Regions from separate parts of the Homo sapiens genome. Here region 1 is linked to region 2. The links are chromatin loops, found by intact Hi-C in ENCODE. Cell type or tissue: gastrocnemius medialis. All regions are shown on one strand.

Region 1 (8,000 bases), 230 kb after region 2:
GCAGAAAAATCTACTGAAACCAGCCCTTCCTGTAGCATTTTTTTCATGTACAGGGATTCTGGAACTCACAATTAAGTGAATATGTAACAAGACAAGCATAAATCTTGTCAAGTCATAACTTTACAGAAATCATAGTAGATTTGCAGACTGAAACAAGCTTTGAACATTCAGAATATTGCTGGTTTTGCTCACTTTATTCAGGCTCAAAGGTCTCTGTAGGACAAATAAAATTTTCTTTGAATATCCTGAAGCATGAATAATAATTTAAGTTTATTCTGCATGCCTCCTTCTCGACATAGTAATAGAATAAAGGTTTGAGGCACTGTTCTTTGAGCCTCTTGTATAATATATCTTCAACAGTAAAGTATATCATATGTTTGGATTCTGGACATAGACAAGCAATTTATGCCTCAGTCACATCTGTTTGTTCCAGTTGTATTTTTATTGATATATGAGATTGCAATATTATTAATTAAGGTAAGAGACTTAAAAATTACAATGATAATGCAACTCATTACTTGCTCAAAATAATTATTTATGTTTTATACTACCTGATTTTAATCAAAATTAAATTATTCTGTATTTTCACATTTTCAAAAATTATATGTTTAAAAATCATAAATTAAATATCTAGGATTATAGAAAGCATGTATGTTTCAATACAACAATGGCTCAATAAAACCTTGTAAAACCAATACAACAATGTATTGCAGCTATAAATAAATAAGGTTTTTTTTTCTTGCTACTTCTGCATTATTTTGACATTGCCTCTTATTGGTTTCATTGATATAAGTATATCCTAAATCATTGGATTGGTTCATAAATAATTTTATGGTTCTTAATATCTTGTCTTATCTTGACCAGATATATCCAAGTGTTGCTAGGATATAGCAAGTATATGCCTGAAAATCTGTCTCCTCTTAGAGAAGAGAAGCAGTCTCAGAAGCAGAACATACTGTCAGTGATAACCTGGAAATTAGATTTTCTGTAAGGCACATATAAACTCATCAAATATTTAGAGGGCCTTATGTTAATAGTCATATCAGGAAATATGCCTACATTCAGCACTATGGGTTGTGGTAACCATGTAGATGAAACCAAAGAATATTCTGTTTATTTCTAGTACCTTTTTATCTTTAATTGTAAAAATGTTATTTATTGAATAACCATTTCCTCTTTATCTCTGTAGCCAGTAAAAATCAAGAGCTGGCAGCTCTCCATGTTTTGACTTATGTCTCCTAGAGAAGAATAGGCACCCTGCCTGGAGCATGACTACACAACACGGTGTAACTTGGGTGAACTGTTAGATCCTTCAGTGAACAGAACGACATTGCTCTACCCTGATAAAAGTACTGCTGTTGCAACAATTAAGCTCTTTCTCCATGTTTTCCACCTCAATAATAAGACTCCTATTCTCCCTCTTCCCCCAGAAAAGAAGTTACAGGAAAATTGTGGACTATAATTAAAATATTTTCTTGAATCTATGAATAGGAGACCATCCTTAAGTACGGTGAATTGTGAAGAGAGATGTGTTGTCTTCTCTGTAAATATGTCTTTGGAAATCAGTACAAAGTTGAGCTACAAAGTAGCAGAACTCTTCTGCACTAAAGGCACAAAATGATTAGCCCCATGAGGAATGATTAAGAACTGTGACTGGAAGTTGACATAACAAGGCTTTCATCTATTTCATTTCCTGCATAAAGAATGTCTAGCCCATCCTGTATGAAGGAGTGACTGTACTGATTCACTGCTGGGATTTGAACTGGCTGATAGGAAATATATTAAAGCTAGTTACAGTAATAGTCAAAAAACTGTTTACTTACATGGGCTTAAGACTAACTTTTGTCCTATCTTAGGTACTTTACGGCCTCCTACGCAGAAGTTTGGTGTTTGCTTTAGGCCTGGGAACCTGGCCTTTAATCTTTACCCTCTAGTGGTATTTACTCACAACTTTTGTTAATTAGTCTTACTGAATAAATGCAAACCTGACTAGTGGATCAGGGCCGAGTCGCAGCTGTTTACAGAACTCAGCTTGGAGCCTGTAAGCTGCTCAGACCCTCAGCTGGACTGGCAGAGCATTTTATTTGCTATGAGAATACCGTATTAGGCAAAACCGCATACTATAAAAATGCTTTAAAATGCTCAGGAGCAGATGTGTGTGTCAGTGTACTTTATTCATCTGTCGGAATCAGGGGTCTGCAGGAACAGACCCCCCCGCAGCTAGTGCCCTCGTGAAAGGAGCACTGCCTCAATTCATCACATTAACCTGTTCTTCAGGCCCCTTCATTCAATATGTCTTGACGGTCGGCACATATCACCAATGTTTCACATTAGTACAAATGACAGCTGCCATTTAACTATGATAAGTGAATATCATGAATGGCTGGTGATGTGACAATGATATTTTCTTTTAGTGTTAATAACATTTTAAATGTAATTCGGTATAAAATTTAGCATTTCAAATACAGGTGCCATTTAGTATAAATTAATTACAGGTGCCATTTTACTATGATAAGTCAATAACATGAAAAGCTGGTGACGTAACAATGATATTTTCTTTCAGTGTTAACATTTTTAAATGTAATTCAATGTAAAATTTAGCACTTCAATACATTTTTACTACTTCCTTTGGTTCACTTCCATTACTGGAAACATCCTATTTCTTTTAATAAAACCACATATAAGGTCAAATATTTGGGATGCCAAGGCAGGAGGATTGATTGAGGCCAGGGGTTCAGAACCACCCTGGGATACACAGCAAGAGTCTGTCTCTACACAAAGTAATAAATTATCCAGGCATGATGGCTCACAGCTCCAGTTCCATCTACGCTGGAGGCTGAGGTGGGAGGATTGCTTGAGCCCAGGAGTTTGAGGCTGCAGTGAGTCGAGATTACCCCACTGCACTCCAGCCTGGGTGATAGAGAAAGACCCTCTCTCTCTTAGGAAAACAAAACAAAACAAACGGTCAAATAGAAATTTGCCTGCTCTGCCATATACATGGCCCACTTAAAAACTAAAAATACAACAAATATATGTATAACAGTCTTTGTTTCTAAAATATTTTGATACACAATGTCCTTTCAGTATTCGCAGCCAAGTTATGTAAGATAATGGAGCCAGGCATGTCTCATGCACTTCACATAGCTCAGTGCTGTGCTTATTGTCTTCAACAGTTATGTGAATTAGAGCTTTAATATAACTCATAGAATTAAAGTGGATGCATTGAAACCAAGCATTTTATAGTTACCTTTGCTATGCACATTTTGATATCCACATATACAAATATACAAACGGAAAGGTTTTAACATAGCTCCTGTCAACAATAGACACTGGGGACTCCTAGATGCTGGAGGGAGGGGGAGGGGGAAGAGTTGAAAAACTGTTGGCTGGATGCGGTGGCTCACGCCTGTAATCCCAGCACTTTGGGAGGCAAAGGCGGGTGGATCACCGGAGGTCAGGAGTTCGAGACCAGCCTGGCCAACACGGCAAAACCTTGTCTCTACTAAAAATACAAAAAAAAAAAAAAAAAAAAATTAGCCGGGTATGGTGGTGCATGTCTGTGATCCCAGCTACTTGGGAGGCTGAGGCAGGAGAATTGCTTGAACCTGGGAGGCAGAGGTTGCAGTGAGCCGAGATCGCACCACTGCACTCTAGCCTGGGCAACAGAGTGAAACTGTCTCAAAACAAAACAAAACAAAACAAAACAAAACAAAACAAAAAACTGTTGGGTACTATTCTTGGTATCTGAGTGACCGGTCGCTTCATACCCCAAACCGCAGCTTCATGCAGCATACACAGGTAACAAACCTGCACATGTACCACCTGAATCTAAAAAGTTAAAAAAGAAATAAGAAGAATAAAATTCCTGAATAGATTTGAAGACTCGAAAGTTGACCCAAACCTCCCAGTAACTTTCAGGTTATCCGGTACAAGTGAGACCTACTGACATTGAGCACTGCTGATCATGAGAAACTGGAGGTAATCAATCGTGAACCTGAGAACATGAAATTCAATATAATTTAATTTCATGAAACTGAGAACATCTTTGACAATTTTGCAGATGCATGCATTTATTTTATTATTTTTTAATTCTCTAGTGTGACACATGATTCAATTTTGAAGCGTGTTATGTATTTTTCTGGGGGAGACAAAAGGCACGTCTTTGTGAATACTCCTTTTCTGCATTACGGTCCTATTTGAGTATGTGGTTATACACTTCCAACCCTTGACATCTTTAAAATTGTTTACCTTTTAAAAACTGAACAGAATTAAGATAACTCTCATGGTGCCGATCACCCTGCATTCCTTCTTCTTGGATGACAGCTCATGCTATTTGATGTGATTGAAGCTTCTGTACCCCTCTGTGTTGACCAGCATCCTAAACTGGGCACTGATTGCCTTCACTAATTTGCTTTATGAATAAAGCCGGCCTAGAGATCAGTTGTTCAATACTTAATTTGCTAGGATAAATCTAAGACCTTCAGATCAAAGACATTTTTAGTTATGTAATACAAAGTTGTACATGGATACATATTTCAGAGGAATATTAAAAAGTACCCCAACTTATTCACAATCTTTGAGAAGCTATTAAACCTGAGAAGAGAACTAAGCAGTTTCTCTAATTACTAACATATATCACACATTTTATGGCTGTATTTCAATTAGGGTCTCTTCTCTCTGTGCTCTCAATGTCAAAGTTTCCTTTCTGAGTTCATTAGGGTGCTTGAAGACGAGGAGAGAAAGTTTGCATGCACCTGCACTGCCCCCATCACTACCTGCTCAGAGCCGTGTGGCAATCCCCATATTTTCCTGACAGCCTTAACTACACCCTTACTTTTCCTTAAGCACTTTAGTGTGACTAACAGAAGCTCTTGAACTGAAGTCAAATACCATTTCATTTTTTATACTCTGGAAAATGAGAAGGCAGTCATAGAAGTAAAACCAGAAACCATAAAACAAACACGTAAGTTTTGGGAGTTTTCTATGCCATAGAGAACGGAGAAAAGAAAAAAGAAATCATGACAATAAAGTATGATGATGTTAACAATGGTAGCAACAGGGCTTTCCTGGTCAGAGGATGCTCTAAGCACTTCACCCACGTCATCTCATTCATTCCTCACAACAATCTCATTAGATGTGTGCTATTTTTAGCCCCATTTTAAAAAGGAGGAAACAGGAATTAGGATGTTGAAAAATTGCTTAAGGTCATATATCTGGCAAGGCCTGTGGCTGTCATACAAAAATGACAATCAGTAGTAATTGCAGCTTTATGAGTCTCAATCCCTTTGCTTGCACAAAGGAGGATGTATGTGAGAATAGAAACAGCCTGAACTTTGTTGCTTGTTGGATTCCACGCTCAGGATTCTGACATATTTCCTTGGGTAGATTTTACATAGATGGGGACCTTTGATAGTTTCATTTCACAGAAAATGAAAATAATGATACCTACCACGTAGGAGTTTGGGGGGTTGAAAAGTTAACATGTTTCACATGCCTTGCACAGTTCCTGATACATTGAAATCAATAAATATGAGTTCTTATTCTTTCCCTCTTTAAATAATGGTGGAGGGAAAAATGATACTCAAGGATTCTATGATTCTTAAACAATGATTTCAAAATAAGTTCATTATTTGGAGGATTGAGAAATATAACTGGTGAAAATGTGTAAGTACATAAGAATGTACATAATTCCAAAGTTACCATAAAATATTTTTTAAAAAAATAAAATTATTAAAATTGGATTCAGAGGATTCTAAAAAGATGTGATATATACTTGATGTTAAAAATGAAGGATACGCAACAAACTGAGTTTGCAGTAGGAAGGGAACTTATGAAGTGGAAGAGTTTGGGACTTTTCAAGGAGAAGTGAAACAGGGCCAGTATTAAACACTGCATAGCCTTTTAAAGGGGCAAAAATGCGCTCAGCATCCTGAAAGTAACTATTCAGAGAAGGCCAGAGAGGGCAGAACATGTTTAAGCAATTGATACATCCAAGCTAGATAGAAACAGAGAGTTTTTAATGATACAGAGTTGAGTAGTAGGAGATAATGCAGAAAAGAACATTTGCAATGAAATTTAGAATAACCATAAAAGTCTAGGGAATTTGTTCTCGATCCTGGTAATAAAAGGAGTTAACTACTCAGGGCTGGACTTTATTGCTTCTTGCATTTTCTCATGCCCTCTTCACTCCTTGATTCCTGTAATATCAGTTCATAATTATTCTCTCCTACAGGATTCCCTAGAACTGATGGCCTTTGTTATGTACACCACCACCAGATGCTCATGTCCCTTGTTTCCCTTTATCATAAAACTTACCACACAGGACTGTAATTTCTTGGGTATTTGTCTTCTTTCTAGACAGTAAGCTTCTTGAGAACAGAGATCTTCTTTAACTCATATTTGTGTTTGTATAATGCATTTTATGTTTTACAACAGTTTTTGACTGGAAAATTTGAGACCGTAATACAGAGAATCCTCATGTACCCCCACAGAGTTTTCCTTATTATTGACATTTTACACTAGTAAGGTACCTTTCTTAAAATTAATGAACCAATATTGAAACATAATTATTAACTAAAGCCTTTAGTTTCTCAGATTTCTTTAGTTTTTATATAATGTCGTATTTCTATTCCAGGATCCCATCCCAAATACAACTTTACACTTAACTATCATGTCTCTGCAGTTTCTTCCTGACTGTGACAGACTTCCTTTGTTTTTGATGACCTTGGCAGTTTTGAGGAATATTGGCCCTGTTATAGCAGGATGCCTCTCTATTGGAATTGATCTGATGTTTGTCTCGTGAGTAGATTGCTAGTCCTGTTCATTGGAAAGAACACCACAGAGGTAAAATGCTATTTTCATTATCACAACATATCGAGGTTACATTCTGTTAAGATGGCTAACAACCTGTTAAGATTGACCTAATCAATCGACTGAGGTTTGCTAGGCTTCTCTGCTGTACAGTTCCTTTCCCTGCTCTTTCTACACTGTAATCTTTGGAAGGAAGTCACCATGTGCAGCCCACACTTAAGGCATAGAGGATGAGGCTCTTCTTCTTTCACGGTGGAGTATCTATATAAGTGTTTTGGATTCTTGGCCCAGGCATTCTCCACCATTTGTTAATTTATTCAGTCATTTATTTATATTGATAAGTACTGATGGATTTTATTTTACACTTTGGGTTATCATTGAATTTACTTTATTTGGTTGCTCAAGTCACCTCTGTTTGGATTTTGGTAGCTCTTTCAGTTGACTCCTGTGTCTCCTTGACACACCCCTACCAATGTGTGTTTGTGTGTGTGTTTAGCACTTCCTTACTTTCTGAATACAAGATATCAGATGCTCATCTTGTATATTTCCTTTTCAATGCTAGAATCAGCCATTTCATCAAGGAGCCGTTTCCTTTTATTAGAGAATGGTATTAGAAACCAAGATGTGGAAACTGGGTGTGCTTCTTGCTACTAGACTATTGTTTCTTCGGTGTCATACCATCTGACATAGAAATGAAATCTATGTGCACACACTAACCCATGTATTTCTATAAATATTTCCATATGCAACCATCTGTGTCTGTATGAAGGACATCTGAGTGAAACGTGAATTTATACTGGTATCTCCAACTCTCATGCATTACCACATGGATCATTCTAACCTGCTCACTTTGCTTATCTGTAAACTCCTATCCCAACAATGACAAATCTGGCTACCATGGGCTGCCATCTATTTACTTAAATGTGTGACACTAATTTACATGTGTGAGAACTGTTATAGCAATGTCAGAATTGTTCATCTGTGTAACCCCTAGGAAACAATTGTAGGATCTGGAGGACAGTGCTTATACGCAAGTCATTTTGCTTTAGTCATTAAAGATCCCACTCACTTCCAAAGTTACTTAGATGTGTACCTTTTCCCTCCCCTGCTTCAGTGAGTCTGTCTCATACATGTGTACTAAGGTTAGAATCTCTGTTGTTGTTGTTGCTGTTGCTGTTGTTGTTGTTGTT
Region 2 (8,000 bases):
CTTTGTTGCAGGTACATTTGTTTTCTTACCCAGGCACTTGACTGTATGTGCTGATAATGTCATTCTGGAGAAGGAGAGTCAATTGCATTCTTCTTTGTGGATGAACTAAATCAGCCACATAGGCATGTTTGTAAGAACCAGGCTGAATGTTTCTTTCTGCCTATCCCCAGTTGCCGGTATCCTGCATAGAATAGGCTTAAGTGAAAAGAACCTGGAGTCTGAAGAAGCACAACACTAGTGTGTTTTCATCATCATGTTTTAAATATAAGGTGAGGTATGCACTTTGTCCTTTCATTTCTTGAGGTGTGCCTCAATCTCTTCTTGAGTGTGCAGGGGAGAAAAGATTTCTTCCCTTGCCCATCATTAGGTTCATGGTGAAAACACCTACAACAATTGAGAGATTAATAACAAAAAAAGCATACAGATTCTTATGTCATATAATTTTTATGTGAAATGAGAGACTTCATAGGAAATGAAGACCCAAAGAAACAGAGAAGACTGTGTATTTTGCTACCAAGTTTGATGAAGAAGTGGATAACTATGAAAAAGTATGACTGGTCCAGAGGTATGATCTAATGGTAACAAGCTGGGGGGATCTTAGCAAGGCCTACTTGTTTATATTTTTCTCTCTGTCCCTGTGTCTACAGAGATAGGGAAAAAAGAGACAAAGGCTTTCCTTTTGGGGGGTATAGGTATATAAATGTGTACAGAATTGATATCTTTAGGACGTTGAGTGTTAAAATCTGTTAGTTGGATGTAATTCTCCTTTTCATTTTTTGTTCTTTAATATATAGTCATGCATCATTTCATGACATGAATAGATTCTGAGAAATGTATTGTTAGGCAATTTCATCATTGTGTGAATATCATAAAGAGTGCTTACTTACACAAACCTAGATGGTATAGCCTCCTACACACCTAGGCTGTATGGTATAGCCTATTGCTCCTAGGCTATAAACCTGTGCAGCATGTTACCAAGTACTGTAGGCAACTGGGACACAAATCACCAGGCCATAGCAATTCTTCAGCTCCATTATAATCTTATGGAACTACCATTGTAATATGAGGTCCATCATTGACTAAAATGTAGTTATGTGGTGCATGACTGCATTTTATTAAAATTTCAACATTTTTCCCATAAATTTTTGTATATTTTAAGATTGATTTTAGGAAATTAATAACTGATATTTACTGTAATTGGTATCTTTTAAATTACATTTTCTTATTACTTATGTGTAGATTTTACATAGTGATTTTGATTCCAATTTATAGTTTCACTTATTGCTTTCAATACCCATTATATGTAAATAACAATGACTTTAATTTTGTTTTTCAAATATTTATACATTTTTTTCTTGCTTCAATGAACTGGCAAGCTCCTTCAGGAGAAGAGTGACTAGAACTGCTATTAAAGCAATTCGTGACTTGTTCCTGACTGTAATTAGGTAATCACTGAGCATTATAATTGCTGTATAATTATCACCTTCAGAAAGTCATTTTTCCCCAGTTTTCTGTACATTTTTGTCATGAATGGACATTGAATTGTCTCAATAATTTTTCCGTATCTAATGAGATAATCGTGGAATTTAATTCCTTTTATATGTTCATGTAGTATAATTCATTAATTGATTTTCTATTAATTCTTCTATTAAACATCTCCTACTGAGGCTGGGCATGGTGGCTCATGCCTGTAATCCCAGCACTTTGGGAGGACGAGGTGGGTGGATCACCTGAGGTCAGGTGTTTGAGACCAGCCTGGCCAACGTGGCAAAACCCTGTCTCCACTAAAAATACAAAAATTAATTGGATGTGGTGGCACGCACCTATAATCTCAACTACTCGGGAGGCTGAGACAGGAGAATCACTTGAACCCAGGAGGTGGAGGTTGCAGTGAGCCGAGATTGTGCCATTGCACTCCAGCCTGGGCTACAGAGTGAGACTTCTTCTCAAAAAATAAATAAATAAATAAATAAATAAATAAAAATAAATAAACAAACAAACATCTCCTACTGTATTATCCTCTTGTCACATTGCTGGATTTGCTTTGTAACTTTGTTTCTGGTTTTGTATCTATGATCACAATGGAGGTTGTACTGTACTGCGCTTGTCAGTGTCAGTATGATAAACTTACACTGAACACATTTGTGGTAGTCTCTTTCTACACCTTAAAATCATTTATGAAAGATGCATTGAGTCCTTTGATGGAACTTTCTGTAAACTGGGCCTGGTGGTTTCTTTGGAGAAAGAGTTGACCTATTGATAAAATTTCAAATGTGATTATGGAACTGTATAGCTGTTCTAACTCTTCCTGAGTCTTTATTTTTCTTCTTCTTCTTCTTCTGTTTTTTTTTTTCCCAGAATTCCTGGTAAGACTGAAGAGTCTCTATTTTTCAACTCTCTACTCTGTACCCTGGTTCAAGCCAGACCATTGCTCTAACATTCTCTTCACAGTCAAGACTACCCCTTTCTGAGCTTAGGTTTATTTGCAGAGAGGTCTTCTATTTTACCCCCCCAACACTGAGCAAGCCTGGGCTTGTCTCCTGACTTTCCCAACCCACAGGCTGACAAACCAAAGTTTCAGTGTATCCCAGTCCATAAATATCTTCAAGGGAAAAGTTGGTTTCCTTGCTGTGCTTGTTTCTATGAAGTCATACTTTCATTGTGTTTCAGTCTTCTAATACGTATTATTTAATTTTGTTGACAGGAGGTTAAAGGCATTTACATATATTTTTCATTTTATCCAACATTTTTAGTTGTTTTTAGCCACAGGATAGTCAAGGTATCTAGACATTCATACCACCAGAGATGAAGGCTTACCTTCATTCTCAATTATATGATTTGTTAAATGCTTAATGTGCTTCAGGACCTACTTTTCTAATTTTTATTTTTTTCAATTATTCCCTTTTTTCTGGACAATAACTTAGCAATTTCTAACACTATCCTAACATGTCAACAACTCTTATTTCTTTATGTTTTCGATGCATTTAGAGCAATGACATTAATTATAAAAATATTAATTGAGTTTTTTTCTTCATAGCAGGTGTGTTACCAGAAAGGGGTCCCAATCTAGACCCTAAGAGAGGGTTTTGGATCTTGCACAAGAAAAGAATTCAGGACAAATCTACCGAGTAAAGTGAAAGCAAGTTTATTAAGAAAGTAAAGGAATAAAAGAAAGCCTACTCCATAGACAGAGCATGGTGTTCCCAGAAGGAAGAGAAGGAACACATCCACCTTAAACAGAGCATGGTGTTCCCAGAAGGAAGAGAAGGAACACATCCACCTTAAACAGAGCATGGTGTTCCCAGAAGGAAGAGAAGGAACACATCCACCTTAGACAGAGCATGGTGTTCCCAGAAGGAAAAGAAGGAACACATCCACCTTAGACAGAGCATGGTGTTCCCAGAAGGAAAAGAAGGAACACATCCACCTTAGGTACAATGCTCATTTATATATAAAACAGCAAAACAACAAAAAAAAACATGGGGGAGGTGTGCTCTGCTACAAGGGCTTGTGATGAAGGATTGTTAATCTTTGCATAACTACTCTCTTCCACAAGAATCTATATTATTATCTTTAAAGCAAAACTTATTCTTAAACTAAGAATGTTCTTGTTCTTAGGATATTGGGACATCAGGACATTTTCTGGGTCTGTTATCTCCTGGATCTGTTAAATCCTGGTGTTAGCGGCAGCAAATCCATATGGGTCTGCAGCAACCTCAATCCTCGCCTTCTCTGAAGAAAGAATTCAGCCAAGGGGCATAAGGCAGAGTGAGAGGCAAGTTTTAGAGAAGGAGTAAATGTTTATTAAAAAGCACTAGAGCAGGAATGAAAGGAAGTAAAGTGCACTTGGAAGAGGGCTGAGTGGGCGACTTGAGAGAACAAGTGCACAGTTTGAGCTTGGGGTTTATATGTTGGCATGATTCCAGGGTGTTGCGTCCGTTCTCCCCGTAGTCTTCCCTCGGGGTGGGCTGTCTGCATGCGGGTTGGCCTGCCAGGACTTGGGAGGGGTGTTGTGTCCCTTCTCCCCTCAGTCTTCCCTCGGGGTGGGCTGTCTGCATGCTCGTTGGCCTGCCAGCGCCTGGGAGGGACCGCATGGGCAGTGTGTTTACTGAAGTTGTACCCATGCTCATTTGAGGCGTTCTTCCCCTACCAGTTGAGTGTTCCTAGAAGGTCACACACCAGTTAAACTGCACCATTTTGCCTCTTAGTGCACATGCTTAAGCCCACTCGCCCAACCCCCGAGATGTTATTGGGAAGACGATCACTAGTTTCAGGTGTTTCTATCTATTGGGAGATGGGCTTTCCCTGGCACCGGCTGTGACCAATTATTACTTTAGAGAGAAAGTTTAACAACTGCCTGACCATCACCAGATGGCTGCCTGATACTCCTGGTGTGGGAAGGGGGCAGCTCTCCTGCCCTGCTCACTGTCTGACTAGCCACCCACTGTAACACCGGGTCGGTTTTGTAAACATATTAACTTGTTTCCGTGACTGCAAATATCCTGTGACTAAGAATGCCTGATTTCCTGGCAATGCAGCCCAGCAGCTCTCAGCCTCATCTGACCCAGCCCCTATTCAAGATGGAGACGCCCTGGTTCAGACGCCTCTGACAGATGCTCCAAGATGATGTGAAGGTAAGTGTCATAAAACGTGGAGTGAGCTTCTAAGGAGGGATGTTCTGGGCTGTAGTGGGGAAGTCTCAGACAGATGACTTCATGAAAAGAATTTAAAAAATGTTTTAAAGTGGAATGTTTAAATGTAGCCTATTAGCCTGGTCACATGTAACTTATTTCAGTCAATCAGATTAAATCTTTATTTCAAGCATTTTCATTATTCTTATTCTAGAGTAAATCTCTAAATGCATTTTCAGCCACACTTTCATTTCTCATCAGCTCAACCTAACGCCACAAGTATAATCCGAAATAATTTTAGGTATGTAGACATTTAAAGAAAATGTTCCTATTTGACATTTGATTTTGTTCCACATAACTTGGCTACAGGCAGATATAAAGGAGGCAACTGTAGTGGAAAAAAACGAGCAGGAAGCTCTGCATGAGGAGACCTGGGGACTGATGCTCTCCCTCACTCCTTGAAGTTCCTAGGACAAGACACTATCCTCTCTGAGCATCAGTTTCCTCGTGTACTCAGTAGAGTCAACAATAAATTTCCTTCCACAGTTTTGATTAGAATAAACATCATCAGAACGTGATGCTAAAATGACTCTTTTACATTTCAAATCTATTCATTTCATTCTCCTGTTTAAAATCCTTCAACATCTTGCCATTTTATTTGCAATAAAATTTAACACCCTTATTAGCTGCATACATAACCTGGTTCCTTTTCAGCCCTTTTATTTCTTGACTCTCCTCACTGCCCCCGCCAGCTGCTCAGCAGGGCTCCTGCCACACTGACCTCCTCTGGGACTCCAAACAATGGGCTCCTGCCCCTGTCATCTTAACTCCTATTTTTCCTACCGCCTGGATGCTTTTCTCCTTGTCTTCCTGTCTCTGAGGTCCCAGCTCAGACACTGCTCACAAGAGAGTCTTTCTCGCCCTGTCTGATGGAGCACCCCTACCCAGTGCCCCAAAGTGTTGATTCTAGCCTTTATTATTATTATTCTGAATAAAACATGGGTTTTATTTGGGGGAACTTACATACAGTGATGGTCCAGCAGCGGCAGGCTGGAGAGGAGAATGATAAGCACTTGTAAAAAGCATGCAGTTTATATAGCACCCTCACGTGGCACCCTCCCCTCAGCAACCTCCATGTGGCAACCCTAGTTTCTTGAGTTATTTCTGTCAGGTACATCTACCACACAGTGTTGCTATTTTTTTAAAAAAATTATCTATATGTAGAAATTAGAATCGATTCTAGCCTCCGAGGCTGTGGCTGCATGGTCCAAAGAGCTCCTCACAGGGTGACTTTCTGGCTGACCCCTGCTAGAGTGTAAGCACCTGAGGGCGAGGCTCTGGCTTCCGCTGTGGAGTTCTGAACAGCTCAAAGCACCTGCCAGGCATTAGTCGCTGCATTTTGAATAAATGGATAGCTGTTTGGCTATGAATGCGTATTGAAAACTGTAAAGTGTTATTCAAACACATGGCATTTTGACTACATGTTTTATAGTCTGTTTTTTACATAGCCTGAGATTGTCAGCAAAGTCAGGTTGTATCATCATTCAGATCCAAGGTTTGATGCTCCATATGGCAGAGGCCCTGCAACACCAAGGCTTCGCGCTGACAGCAACTCCAATGACAGCCCAGGCTGCTCCTCGTGGCACTGCTTGAAAGCATATCTTGAAAGCCAGCCTTCAGCCTGGACAGATGAGCACTTCCAGCTGCTGTTTTTAGCATATTTTCTAAATGGAGGCACTTTAACCACCGGTGCCTTCCGTGTTTGCTGGAATCCTAAATTCAAATATGCATTTTAGGAAGTGATACTGAGACAATGTCTGTGTGACAGCAAACAGGCAACATTTTCAACTCTGTCAAGCACAGAGACCCAGTGACAGACAACCAAGGAATGTATTGTTAGAGGTAAAGCTCTTTGTGGAATAATGTTAATAGTAGATGCTTTAATCACACATTAAAATTCCAAAGCACTTTTCATGAGCGTTACAAATTCCATTTAGCATAGTCCATTGCATTTCTTGTCATAATTGTACTGAGTCACGTTCCTCACTCATATAATAAGCACTGTATTACCAAACAACCATGACTCACTTGACCATTTAGAGAAGTCTCCAATATATTGTCCAATATATGGGAGACATGCTTGACATGGTTGTTTGGTAACAGAGTGCTTATTACATTGTGCATTCATAGCCAGGCAGCTATTCATGTATTCAAAATGTACTGACTAAATGCCTCAAATGGTACTGCCTGGCAGGCACTGTGAACTTTTCAAGACTTCTCTAAAACAGTGGGGTCAAGCCTATGAGGGGACTGCTCGCTAAAGGTGTCAGGTTACATAGCACTGTCAGCCGAACCAAAATGACTTAGCTTTGTGAAAGGAAAATAAAAACTCAGGACCTCAACTCACTATGCCAAAAGGAAAAAATGAAGCTGAAAGCTAAGTCATGCAAGAAACCGCCTTTCCCTTTGTTCCCAAGCAGACAACAGGTTAGTATCGCCACGGCTATCTACTCAACGTTCATTTTATCTCATTAAAGTGTCAGTTTTACGGAGTACAAGAGGAGTTGTAATTGACTAGTTCCCTACCTGCTTCTTTTCTCTTGCCACACGTGGACCACCATATCCTCTCACCTTCGCCTCCAGCCTACTTTTCCCCTTTAGATAGTGAAGCCCTCAAACTCATCTTTGGAGAAAGGCACAGACCAGACTGTTTCTGTGATTCCATGTTTGTGTGTGTGTGTGTGTGTGTGTGTGTGTGTGTCTTCCAGGCATGTCCTTAACCTTGGCAAAATAAATTTGTGAATTGACTGAGACCTCTCTTAGACACTTTTGGTTTACAGTGTGGTTGGGTGCTCAGACTAGTGAGTGTTTTGTTCCATGCATCAAATGACCAGTCGATGGAATCCCTTATCAGCAGAATCCATCTCAATGTGCTTCCAGAAACCGCTGCACGGTTCCACTCATCACAAACACAGTGCCTCCGGATCCTGTCCTACTTGCCCCAAATTCTGTTATTGAACATGGATTGGTTCTTCACATATTTATCTTCACTCCATCAGAGCTTCTGGTACATAATAATGATGGATAAAGAGTAAGAACAGTTTTATGTACCTTCTGATTCTATTTTAAGACTTTTGACCCTTGATAAGAAATTGACTTTGCCCACAAAGGTTTTCTCCTGTTAACTAAATATTTATCTAGAGGAGTAAAACACATGAACTGGGGGGAAAAGGGGATGCCTCCCCGTGTGGGCAAGTCAGCCAAATCCACATGGGGCGTATGGAATGATGGGCATATAAACCAGAACACAGGGACATCTTTGAACATAGCTGATGGAAGCCCCCTCCTGCTCCACTCCCATCATCTTCC

The links. A loop is a pair of places that touch in the nucleus more often than their neighbours do. Peaks named below come from ENCODE experiments on the same cell type or tissue, not always from the same donor. Only the 100,000 strongest peaks of a DNase experiment are listed, where the experiment ranks them.
Region 1: a loop joins it to region 2, with 27 times the contacts of the local background. A loop is called at or near these places in 2 of 110 quality-filtered maps.

Annotation. Positions count from the first base shown.
Region 1 is chr18:73,455,561-73,463,560 of GRCh38, reverse strand. The region is part of intron 4 of LOC105372190 (a long non-coding RNA gene); the gene reads left to right. Among named protein-coding and RNA genes, the nearest start is that of LINC02582, 130 kb to the right of the region's middle. In gastrocnemius medialis, no CTCF peak of the experiment used is centred here; no DNase peak of the experiment used is centred here; H3K27ac peaks cover 916 bases.
Region 2 is chr18:73,687,863-73,695,862 of GRCh38, reverse strand. It overlaps LOC105372190 (a long non-coding RNA gene), which reads left to right and starts at 4,572. Exons shown (of 7, transcript XR_007066468.1): 1 at 4,572-4,634. RefSeq lists enhancers at 1-444, 3,571-4,071, 4,072-4,572. In gastrocnemius medialis, no CTCF peak of the experiment used is centred here; no DNase peak of the experiment used is centred here; H3K27ac peaks cover 2,091 bases.